Linked DNA regions of Homo sapiens: region 2 is linked to region 1. The links are chromatin loops, found by intact Hi-C in ENCODE. Cell type or tissue: breast epithelium. All regions are shown on one strand. Links, peaks and the distances in the headings refer to the core of each region. The heading gives the core; the rest is flanking DNA.

The links. A loop is a pair of places that touch in the nucleus more often than their neighbours do. Peaks named below come from ENCODE experiments on the same cell type or tissue, not always from the same donor. Only the 100,000 strongest peaks of a DNase experiment are listed, where the experiment ranks them.
Region 2: a loop joins it to region 1, with 7 times the contacts of the local background. A loop is called at or near these places in 1 of 110 quality-filtered maps.

Annotation. Positions count from the first base shown.
Region 1 is chr3:55,613,622-55,619,001 of GRCh38, reverse strand. All of the region lies in intron 17 of ERC2 (ELKS/RAB6-interacting/CAST family member 2), which reads left to right. Among named protein-coding and RNA genes, the nearest start is that of ERC2-AS1, 8.7 kb to the right of the region's middle. RefSeq lists enhancers at 2,434-3,208, 3,209-3,984. In breast epithelium, for the core only: no CTCF peak of the experiment used is centred there; a DNase peak (open chromatin) is centred at 3,141; H3K27ac peaks cover 675 bases.
Region 2 is chr3:55,690,108-55,695,487 of GRCh38, reverse strand. The region is part of intron 16 of ERC2 (ELKS/RAB6-interacting/CAST family member 2); the gene reads left to right. Among named protein-coding and RNA genes, the nearest start is that of ERC2-IT1, 33 kb to the right of the region's middle. In breast epithelium, for the core only: no CTCF peak of the experiment used is centred there; no DNase peak of the experiment used is centred there.

The sequences.
Region 1 (5,380 bases), core at 80-5,079:
CATTCGCATCTCACTGGAGACTACGCTTGAACAACAGTTATATGTGCTGATAAGGCAAGACCAAATCCATCAGCGTTCTCTACTCCTGCCTCCTCGAGAAAGGATAGCTGGGTCTTCCCATGATGTTGTTTCAGCTTTTCCTGTTGATCAGGACAGTAATGATGGTGGTGGGAATGTTTTGTTTTTATTCAATTTTATTGTTCTGCTTTAGTGTTTTAACATTTCTAAAGGCAATGCATTTTTCTCATTAAACATTTCAAATAATTCAAAAATCTTTGCCAAAGAAAATAAAAGTCCCCTCTAATCCACCATCCAGAAATACTAACATTTTGGTGAACTATGTATCTTTCTAATTTTACTATATATAGACTCTTAAAAAGAATGGGATTATATTATAAATGTTTTTATAATCTGCTTTTTGAACTTAACATTGTATGTTGGACACTTTCCACATTAATAAATATACACCTATGGAATCATTTTTATAGTAACGGAGTATGGAATTTTGCATTCTTTAGCCAGTTATTAATGGTGAACTTTAGATGTTTTAAAATGTTCCCTAGTAGAATTCCCTAAAGCCTTTTGGGCTTAACCTTTATTCACTTAGCCAATAATTTCTTTGGAATAAATTCCTAAAAGGGAAGTTGCACATTAATATTGATAAAGATTGTGAAATGGCCTCCCAGAGGTGATGCCCATTCACCCTGCTTTAATGCCTTGAATGGCACCACCTCTCTGTACTTACCCCAAGTCTCTTTGTTTGGTGTTGCTTTGCTTTTCCAATTTAACTCCAATAGGTAAAGAGCTCTCAGTATTTTTCTTCTGGGTGGTAGGGTACAAACCAACAAAAACAACCAACATGCTTAATTTGCAAGTTGGTTCAGGGAGAGATGAAAAATATCTTTACAGAAGTAAACACCAATCTTATGACTGCCCATATGATATACTCCATTTCTCCCACCACCGAGATTTGTATAGTTTCTCTCCTGTCAGTATAATGCTCTATCTAAAATTTTAGAGGTTTCAGAATGGGTTGCCTATCCCAGTTTCCTTGTGAAAACAATTTTCTTTATTGTAAGTAAAGATTTCTAGGCCTTGGTCAATAAAAGAGAAATGGCCAGTGCTAGAAAGAGTCAAGTGGCCCCACTTCCCTTGCTCCAGATCTTAAAAACACCTAAAATGAAGCTCAATTAACTGGTTAATTTTTGCTGGTCATACGTTTTGAATGTGGAACTTCTTGGTCATTTGAGGGGTCTGACATTCTGGGCCCTTTTATCCTTTTATTGGTGAATTCACTGAAGTGTAGGCAGACAGAAAATGTTCAAGTGGCAGGCAGATAAACTTGTTAAATCCCTGGAAGTCTTTCCTTCTTTGCTCTGGGAGTTTATCATCTTGGCAGAGTTAAAAGGCAATTAGGCCTGCAGGTCTTTCCTGGCTTGTTTATTGGTGGTTTACACATGGGTGTTGAAGAGACAGGGCCATATTAAACATTCTGATCCTGCTGGCCGGAGGGGAATGAGACCTCAGCCCAACTTGGTAAGTCTCCTTGAGAGACAGCCTTGCCAAAACGCTGGAGGAAAATTGTTTAAATATAGTACCTGTGCCCCACGATGCTCATTGTTGGTGGAAAATTGCAGTCGGCTTGCTTCATGCTGTGTTCCATTTCCTGGGAAATGGTTTTATGGAAGGACATTTGATGAAAAAGTTCATTCCTTCTGTAATTGTTAGCTGCCCCTGTGGTGTGAGTTAAGGTAGAGGCGCACTGGAAATATTTCTTGCCCCAAATCTCTAGGGCAAGCCCCTTGCATGAGAAGGGAAGGCTATCAGTTTGAAACTGGGTGAGGGACAGATTTCCATTAAGTCCTCTGGTCCCTCTGAGTTCTCAGAGTCTCCCCAGCCAGGCTGATCTTGGGCAAAATTTGTAAAGGAGGTGGGTCTTGGGTTTTTGCAATCACTTCTTCCTTTTCTCACACCCTGCCTTCCATCGGCAAAGCCTGCAGGCTGCCTCCCTGGGATGAAGATACAGGGTTGGAGTAACGCCTAACTCCTTCACACCTATGTGTTAGTGAAGTGAAATGGCTCATCACTTCACCTCCTCCCCTGTTTTTCACAGTCAGCTTGGGCACTCATCTTAATGGAACAAGTGAGAATTGCTAGGGTTCAATTTGCTGGGCTCGGGGGTCAGGCACTCCTGGGTTCCACTTCTGGCTCTGTGTCTAACTGTGTGCCTTGAATTTCCTCTCTAATCTCAAGTTTTTTCTATTTGTAAAATAGGGACAAAGCTAGTCCCTACCATGCTAGTTTGTTGAGAGACTAAATAATGCATGGAAAGTGCTTAACATAGTGCCTGGCACTTAAAAAAAAAAAAAAGCACAATAACTGGTAGCTTTTACGATTAAAATGTGCTTTATTTGTCTAACACATATATGTAAAATATATATTATGTATATGTGTATATCTAACACACATATATGTAGTGTATATATATATATGTGTGTATATTTACACAGTCCAGTGACAATTATATTTTTTGACAAGATGTAGCTATTTTTGTTTTACCAGTCTAGGGTGTTACTGAAATATAAAAACGTATCTGTATAAAATGAGAAAATCCTTGCTCAGGTCCAGAATACTTGGAATTTAAGGACTTTCCATTTCCACAACTGGCCATTGTACTCAGCGGCCAATGGAACTCCTTTCCTAAGTGGCTGCTACTTATCCAAATCTTGGTTCCTCAGGAGTTAGGCACCCTGCCTTTATTTTCTCAACTAAAGAAAACACAACAGATAACTGCAGCTTTTATTCTCAATCTGACCTTTCATGTTGTGAAACTCTTTTGCCATAGTGTCTTGCCAGCGTCTGCACAAGGACTTCCTCTAGCTGAGTAATGTGGTTCTGATTAAGGACATCCTATAAGACCCAGGAGGATGGCCTGGGAAGGAAACCAGCCTGAGACACTAGAGTGAATTTCCATCCCTCAGTCAGATATATGATATTAAAGACCAGAAGGTATATGGAGTTTGTCGTTGGAAGACTCAGAAACAAAATTAAAGCAAATGGCTGACAAATTGGCTGTCTTTTATGCAAAGTTGACAAGTAAGCTGCCTCTTACCCGAAAGAGGATATGCAGAGCCCTCCGGCCAAATGGCTCGGCAGGCAGTCAGCAGGTCTTTTGAAGTTCCTGCTCGCATGCCACTTTTAACAACAAGGCCTCTGCTGAATTGCTTCCTCGTAAAGACATGGAAACTTAATTTTCACCGAAAATATCATAGTTCCAACAATGATCATTCATTCCTCTCCTTAGTGCATGTAATATTGGGTAAAATACCTGTGTTATGTACAAATGAGGTATTTTTTTTCTCCTTACAGTTTTATGAATTAGGCTATAAATATTAAACCTTACTTTATTTCGCGGATGCTAAGACCTTTCCCTGGGGCCCACTAGGCACTGGCTCACTCCTGCCATAGTCAGGAGGTGAGGTGATTGTGACCAACAATGGAAGATCCCATTTGCTCTCCCTGGATTCATGGAGGCTCTATCCACAGGAGGAAGGACAAGAGGGCTGTGCAGTGGGCAATGGCGTTTGGAGAGCTTGGAGTTTCTCTATCAAATATCTAAGAATCTACTAATAGTTGTAATTCTAATATGATTTTCTTGTTAATCTCTGTCAAGCCATGAAATCTGATATGTTAACCATGACTAAGCCATGAAATTTGTCAACTTTGTCTGTGATTTACACAGGCTCTGGGTATTTTATTTTTTAACTCTTAATACAAAGTGTAGAACAGTACTTCCCAGTATGCTTTTCCCAGCAGGCAGCTGGTATCCTATGACAACAAGTAAGAACAGAGTGTACGTGTTTCTCTTGCTGTTTCAAGGACCAAGGACAGATAAGATAAAACCTAAAAACTAAATAATATATTTTTCTTTGGGGTGATAACTGTGAACATAGTAGGCTTGCTTAAACATCAATAAGTATCAAATAAACATCCAAAATAGTTTTATGGTTCCTATCATTGGGTGTGATAACACACTTCCTTAAAGTGGTAGGTTGTTTTTGAGAGAAAATGAGTGAATAAAACCTGTTTGTTTGTTTGTTTTAGTGGTAAGTGATATAATTTCTCTCTTCAACATAGTATGAGCATAGGCTCTGTGACCTGAAATCCCATTTTGCTGTTGGCTAGGTGGGTGAATTTGTGTAAGTCACTCAACGTTTTTTCCCCGCTCAGTCTTTTCTTCTAAAAAATGAGGATGATAATACTGGAGCCTACTTTGTAGGGGCCTCTAAGGCACTAAAGAGAGGCCATCTATAAAACTCAGAGTGAGCACATTTGTCTTTTATCCACGTGGTCTACTAGTATCATTGGCATAGTAGTATATAATGATATAATAGATCATTGGGTATCTTTGTCACCCAAAGGAAAATTCATATAATTGGGAAAGGATTTTTTTTTAATTTTATCAGAAAAAATATGGGTAGTTTTTGACCAACCATTACCATACCTGTAGACAGTTTTTCATATGAAGGAAGGAGAACAGCTCAAAGGAAGAAAGAAATGTTGCAGAACTGGAGAGTAGTGAGGGCTGGGATGTCTTTCTCTCCTGTCCCTACCAAATGCCTTTTTTCCTTGTACTCAGAGAAAAAGAATACCCAGATCCTCCCCAACTGATACCTGGCTTCCACTCTTTAGAATCTAGAATCAGATAATCAGATGGCTTAAAACTCAGAGTATTTTGGTGACTTTGAGGACCATGTAGTCTAGTGATTTTAAAACTTTTGTTTTTCCTACAAAATCTTGTGCAGTGCTTCAGATCCTAAAAGAGCCCTTTCCAGATACCTTTCCAGTAGATCCGTAGGATATAACTTGTGAAAACAGAGTCAGGCTGATCTGTTCATTTTATCAACAGTGAACAGAAGTCTATGAAGTGTGGGCAGATTCCTCCAGGTCTTACCACTGATGGCCAAAAGTAGCCCAGCCATGTCTTCTTTTTTTTTTTTTTTTTTTTTTTTTTTTTTTGAGAGGAAGTCTCACTCTGTCTCCCAGGCTGGAGTGTAGTGGCACGATCCTGGCTTACTGCAACCTCTGCCTCCTGAGTTCAAGCAATTCTCCTTGCCTCAGCCTCCCAAGTAGCTGGGATTACGTTGCCCACCACCACACCCAGCTGATTTTTTGTATTTTTTAGTAGAGATGGGGTTTTCACCATGTTGGCCAAGCTGGTCTTGAACTCCTGACCCTCAGGTGATCCACCCACCTTGGCCTCCCAAAATGCTGGGATTATAGGCATGAGCCACCACGCCCGGCCACAGCCACGTCTTGAGTTAGTCAGTTCCCTTGCCATTATCCCGACTTCTTCACTTCCCACACAAACAGGAGGAAG
Region 2 (5,380 bases), core at 125-5,124, 76 kb before region 1:
AGAAGATGTAAGAGAAGTCAGTGCAGTGTGGCAGCTCAAGAATCTAGCCCCCTACCTGAGAGAGAAGCTTTTAATAGCTGGTGGGCTGTGACCCCCAGGATGGTCACAGCCATTGAATATGTCCAAGTAGAATATCTAGACAAATCCCAGTAATGACTTGGGAAATCCTTCAAAGCAAGAAGTGGCCATGGGGGCAGACAACAAATATTTCCCATGACACAAGCTGCTGGTGTGTTTTGAGAAACAATAAAGTCCAAAGAGTAAATGAAACATGCTGGAGACACATTAGAGATTTTTCTTAGGTTACCAAGATTGATTTCACAAAGCCAAGTAGAAATTCAGCTTTTCCTAAATGTTCTCTGTATCTGTTGTCATCAGTCTCATCTGTCATTTTCTTTAAATAGCATCTCCTTCTCTGCCTTAAAACATATCAGTGATACCAAGTCTTTCTACTTTCCTTTTTCTAGGCATCATACAAGTTTTACTGTCCCAGTAAAAGTCATATTTTATTAAGCTCATTCCATTGGCTCCCAGGTATAGACTAACCTGGTGAATAAGAAAAGCACAGCATCAGCATGAGGTCCACACCCCAGCCAACTTAAAATGCCAGGCACCATGCAGGCTACCCTTTGTGCATCTAGGACTCACATTTCTCTTCCCGGGTCTTGGGTTGGGTGTTAGGTCTTCAAGGACCCTGATCTCACTGCTTGTTTGTGCAAAATGTACTTCTATGTGTTAAAGCACTTGCCGCTCTGATTCTAGTTGGGAAGGGCCTAAATGGCAAAGAACCTAAATATTTTGGGGCTGGAAACCTCAGAATAGGTGGCCACTTTTGAAAGCCCAAGAGAAAACTCTTCTCTCCTCTTCCTCCTTCATTGAATGCAAATACTCGCTCATAGGTGTTGGAGAGCTCGAGGGATTTTGACCACCTTTGAGACTTTCTGATAGTATTTAAATTTTAAATTTCACATTTTACTTACAGAAAACCAACTTCTAAATGAGGGCTATGAGTTTAGGAGCATGGAGACATGATACTTATGTGATCAGTTACAGAAAAATTTGGTTGAATTTCACATTTTATATTCAGATTCTTTGTCCCATGTTCACACATGTCTGGCCCTTACGAGGTACTCTGTAAATGTCTGTTGAATGAACTGCTCCCATAGTAGCTTCGGGAAGTAGGAAGGGCAGATGGAAGTATCCCCATTGCATAAATAAAGAAACTCAGAGGTTGTTAATGATCCAGAGTCACAAAACTGAAAGTCAACAGGCCCCAGATGAAATCCTGAGTCTCTGAGTACTATACATTGGTGGCAAACCCCTTGGATACATCTATGCAACCACGTGTATTTATGATTGCACAACTATGATGGATCCACTTATTCTTGAGTGCAAATGTGCTTTTTCCCTTTCCCATGGAATTGTAGTAAATTTTATCCTATTTTGTTTATTTTCCAAAATTGAATTAAATGTCATCTTTGCCGGGCGCAGTGACTCACACCTGTAATCCCAACACATTGGGAGGCTGAGGCAGTCAGATCACCTGATGTCAGGAGTTCGAGACGAGCCTGGCCAATGTGCTGAAACCCCATCTCTACTAAAAATACAAAAATTAGCCGGGTGTGGTGGTGAGTGCCTGTAATCCCAGCTATTTGGGAGGCTGAGGCAGGAGAATCACTTGAACCTGGGAGGTGGAGGTGGCAGTGAGCTGAGATCGCGCCATTGCACTCCAGCCTGGGCAACAAGAGTGAAACTTCGTCTCAAAAAAAAAAAAGAAGAAAAAATATGTAGTCTCATCCATTCTCTTTCCATTTGCCCCAGCTTTCATTGTCTTTATTTCCATTCTTCTGTTTTGTGAGTTTATTCCTTCCATTTCCCCCCATTTTACCTGTTCCCTTTTACTCTTCTCTATTCCTGCTGTCCCTGTGCCAATTGCAAACTCTCCTGCTTCTATGGAATCACCAGAATGAGATCCTCAAGTAGTGGAGAGACTGGCCCGGGGAGGGAGGGGAACTGCTCTGGGTCACAGAGGGTTCTTGGCAGTGGATTGCCAAGACTCACATTCCCTTGCTCACTCTCCCCTGAGCCTCTGAACATGTAAGGATCTGGAGCAAACCATGCCCCCAGAGCAAAACAGAGGATGCTTTATTCTGCTAAGGGCTGCTGTCAGATCAGCCAGGGTGCTAGGGGTACTTTCAGAGAGTGACTTTTCTGTGGTAGAAGCTAGGTTTTCCCTATTGCATTCTGAACTTTAAGGTGTCTGTCCATTCTATGGATCTTGTCCTAGGAAATTGATTGCCCTAATCCTAAATATTATCCACTCTACTTGGTAATTTCCAGAATCTGTCTGTGGATATAAATAGTAATCCTTGGTGCTTTCTCTGCTGCTCCTGATGACTGTGTGGTCCCAGCATGTGTTGGCTCTCAGCCAAAGTGCGTGTTTGTACCATTGGACATATTTCAGAGCATTGAATGTTCACTTCCATTTTCTGCTGAAAATTCCCATAGAATTCTACTTGGGACACATGTTGTTTTGCCATAAGCCATCAAATTTCTTGGTTACTAAAGAACCCATGCCTAGATTTGGCCTTCTCTTCAAACTCTGGTCACAGAACTGATACACAGATTGTATTTTAAGATACAGTAAAATGATCCCAGTGACCTAATTTATAATGGTTGATAGGAATCTGCTTTTCCTTTCTGTGTTTGGATTCTGGATTCTTGCATATAGGCAGATGCTTACAGTACTGAACCTATACTCTGCTTCAGAGAGGCTGCAGCACTCACTGCCTTGGTTTTGAGATTTCTGGTCCCTAAATATGTCCCTTCTCCCCTCTTTCTACAGGCAAAAGAGCCATAAGGTAGAGTTGGCTCAGAAAAGAAAAGCAGGGCTTTTGCTCTCTCACCTCCTACCTCTGTCCATTCTGCATACACCTGAGCCTTGGGTACTGCTCTCAGGTAGAATTAGTCAGCATCCTATAAGAGCATTCCTTAAAGAGGGGAATTTCCAGCCATCCCTGCAATTATGTCCTCATCGATGTTGTGGCTGGAGGCAGGTGACAGCTCCAGGCCCATGTGTTTCCTGGCCCTAGTTCTTTTTTCATAAAACCCACCTGCTTTTGTCCTCCTTCTGCATTTTATGCTTAGTCCACAAGAAGTTGGTGGGGCCTCACAGTCCAACAGAAGAATGAAGCAGTCACAGCAGCCCCTCCTGGGGCACCAGCTTGAGGCCGTGGGATCCCGTACTCCCACTGAGCCCCTCTCTGTGAATGCAGGGCCAGCTTTTCTGATTGATGCTCTGCTTCCCTTGCACTTTCACCAACAGATTAGTCAATGTGCAGCCCTTTGAACTCTGACAGACAGGCAAGGGGTCCAACCTGCTCTGTTGCCCCCAGAAGATGAATTCTGTATATAGAGTTGTTATTCCTAGCTTTTGCTTAGGGAGGAATAAAAAGAATTTATTTTATGTTTTGAGGTTAAATGAATGTGGGATAAATGTATACATAGCATCCTGTGTGTATATATGTATGTATTGCTCTATGTCAGATGAACTGACGACTTTTCCACATATGGAAGAATTTCACAAGATCATGTTTAGCTAGAAACTTCTCTCCCTAACTTCCTCTGAGTGCATGTTTGAATATACGTTATATATACATATATATGTATGTGTGCACATAAATATATCTTCATGTTTCCTTCACTGAAGAAAAATTAACACCGTATATCAGGGCTTACTAAAGTATAGTTATGGAACATACAAAAAACCAGGAATCTTTAGTTCCCCATGATAGTAACCTGATAAGAAAAGTTACATGTTTTAGGCTTTTAATATCAGTTTCCAACCAAGCTAGTATGTCTAAAGCTTGCCCAGATAAGAGACAGTATATATATATATATATATATATATATATTTTTTTTTTTTTTTTTTTTTTTTTTTTTTGCATTGCAAATCTAATGTCATGGCCCACTTCTTGGAAGGAGCCTTGAGTTTTGTTTCACGTGGGGATGAAGCCTTCAGATTCAACAACCCATGAAGAAACCTCTTATTGGTGCTGATGTGTATTGCATGGGAGAAGGGTTCAGAAGTTTTGACCGTTGCCACTCCTGGGCCAGTCCTTTCAGAACTGTAGCCAAGGATATCCTGGCATGCATTTTGAAATAGCTCTTGAGAGCCACTTGCCTCTTTCCCAATACTTCTTTTCTCACAAGTAGATTGGAGGATACTGTGTTTAGCAGGTTAAGAAATAGAAAGATATCGCAGATGTCTCTTTTTTCTTTATCCCTCAGAGACTACTAAAAATCCCCAAAACTACTAGAAAGTGAGCCAGACGGCATATGTGATTTCCCACCCTTGGGAAATAAAAGGGGCAGTTTATTTGTTTGCTTGTTTTTAAGAGCAGAAGCTGTAGAGTAACCCTGCAGTGGCTCTCTGTGAGGCCACAGGTAAAGAAGGAAATGGGGACAAATGTCTGAACTGTTGTTGTGGGAGGTATTTAACTGCCTCCTTCCTCTACCAGCAGTTACATGCTCACCCAACCATTAAGAGCTACAGGAGAGGGAGGGAGGCGGAGTTACGCAGCAGTTGGGAAGCTGGCTTTGCAGATGAGCAGGTTATTGTCAAAGCCCTTTAATCTGGGTGCGATGCTAATTCCCTGCATGTGAGCACATGAGGGCATGATTAATAAGCCCTGCCAGGTAGGGTCTTCACTGAGTATGGGAAAAATGCAGAGCTGCTTAATGCATCAGGATCCTCCTGTTAGAAAAGGATTTTTCCTTAAAGGAGGTTTGAGCCTACTGAAGATTTCATTCAGTCTTATGCTATTTGGGGTAGAGTGTTTTTTTTTTCTTTTACTGATTTGTCTAGGTTTTACACCTTGTTTGCAGTATTAGGGTTACATTAAGAGATTTGTTGCAGTATCCTTTGAGTCAACAGGGGTTTTTCAGACATAGCCTGCACTCTCCAGCTTACAGATGCAACGCATCTTGGCAACATTGGAGGGTTGATTTCTTTTCAACTTGCTGCTTTAATCCAGTCGCATTTGTCTAAGAGGCAGCACTTTAGCTCCCCCATTGAGAGGGGGTGGCCAACCTTGAAATGTCGGGAAGCAGGGAAATCCATTTTATATTGCTAAACACCATTGCCTCTCTTTTTTTCTATAACTGATGTAATAGGGATCATGTTTGACTTACAACACTCCAGGCACTTGCAGCACTCCAAAGATAAGGGACCAGCAGAGGAAAGGGAGTAGGAAGCATCCTTTAAACATACCCTGCACACACTCACAAAGTCTGTTATTGCAGGAAACCACCTTACAGACCAATAGCATTTTAAAAATTCGGATTTGGGCATCCATCTATTAATGATCTTAATAATGTC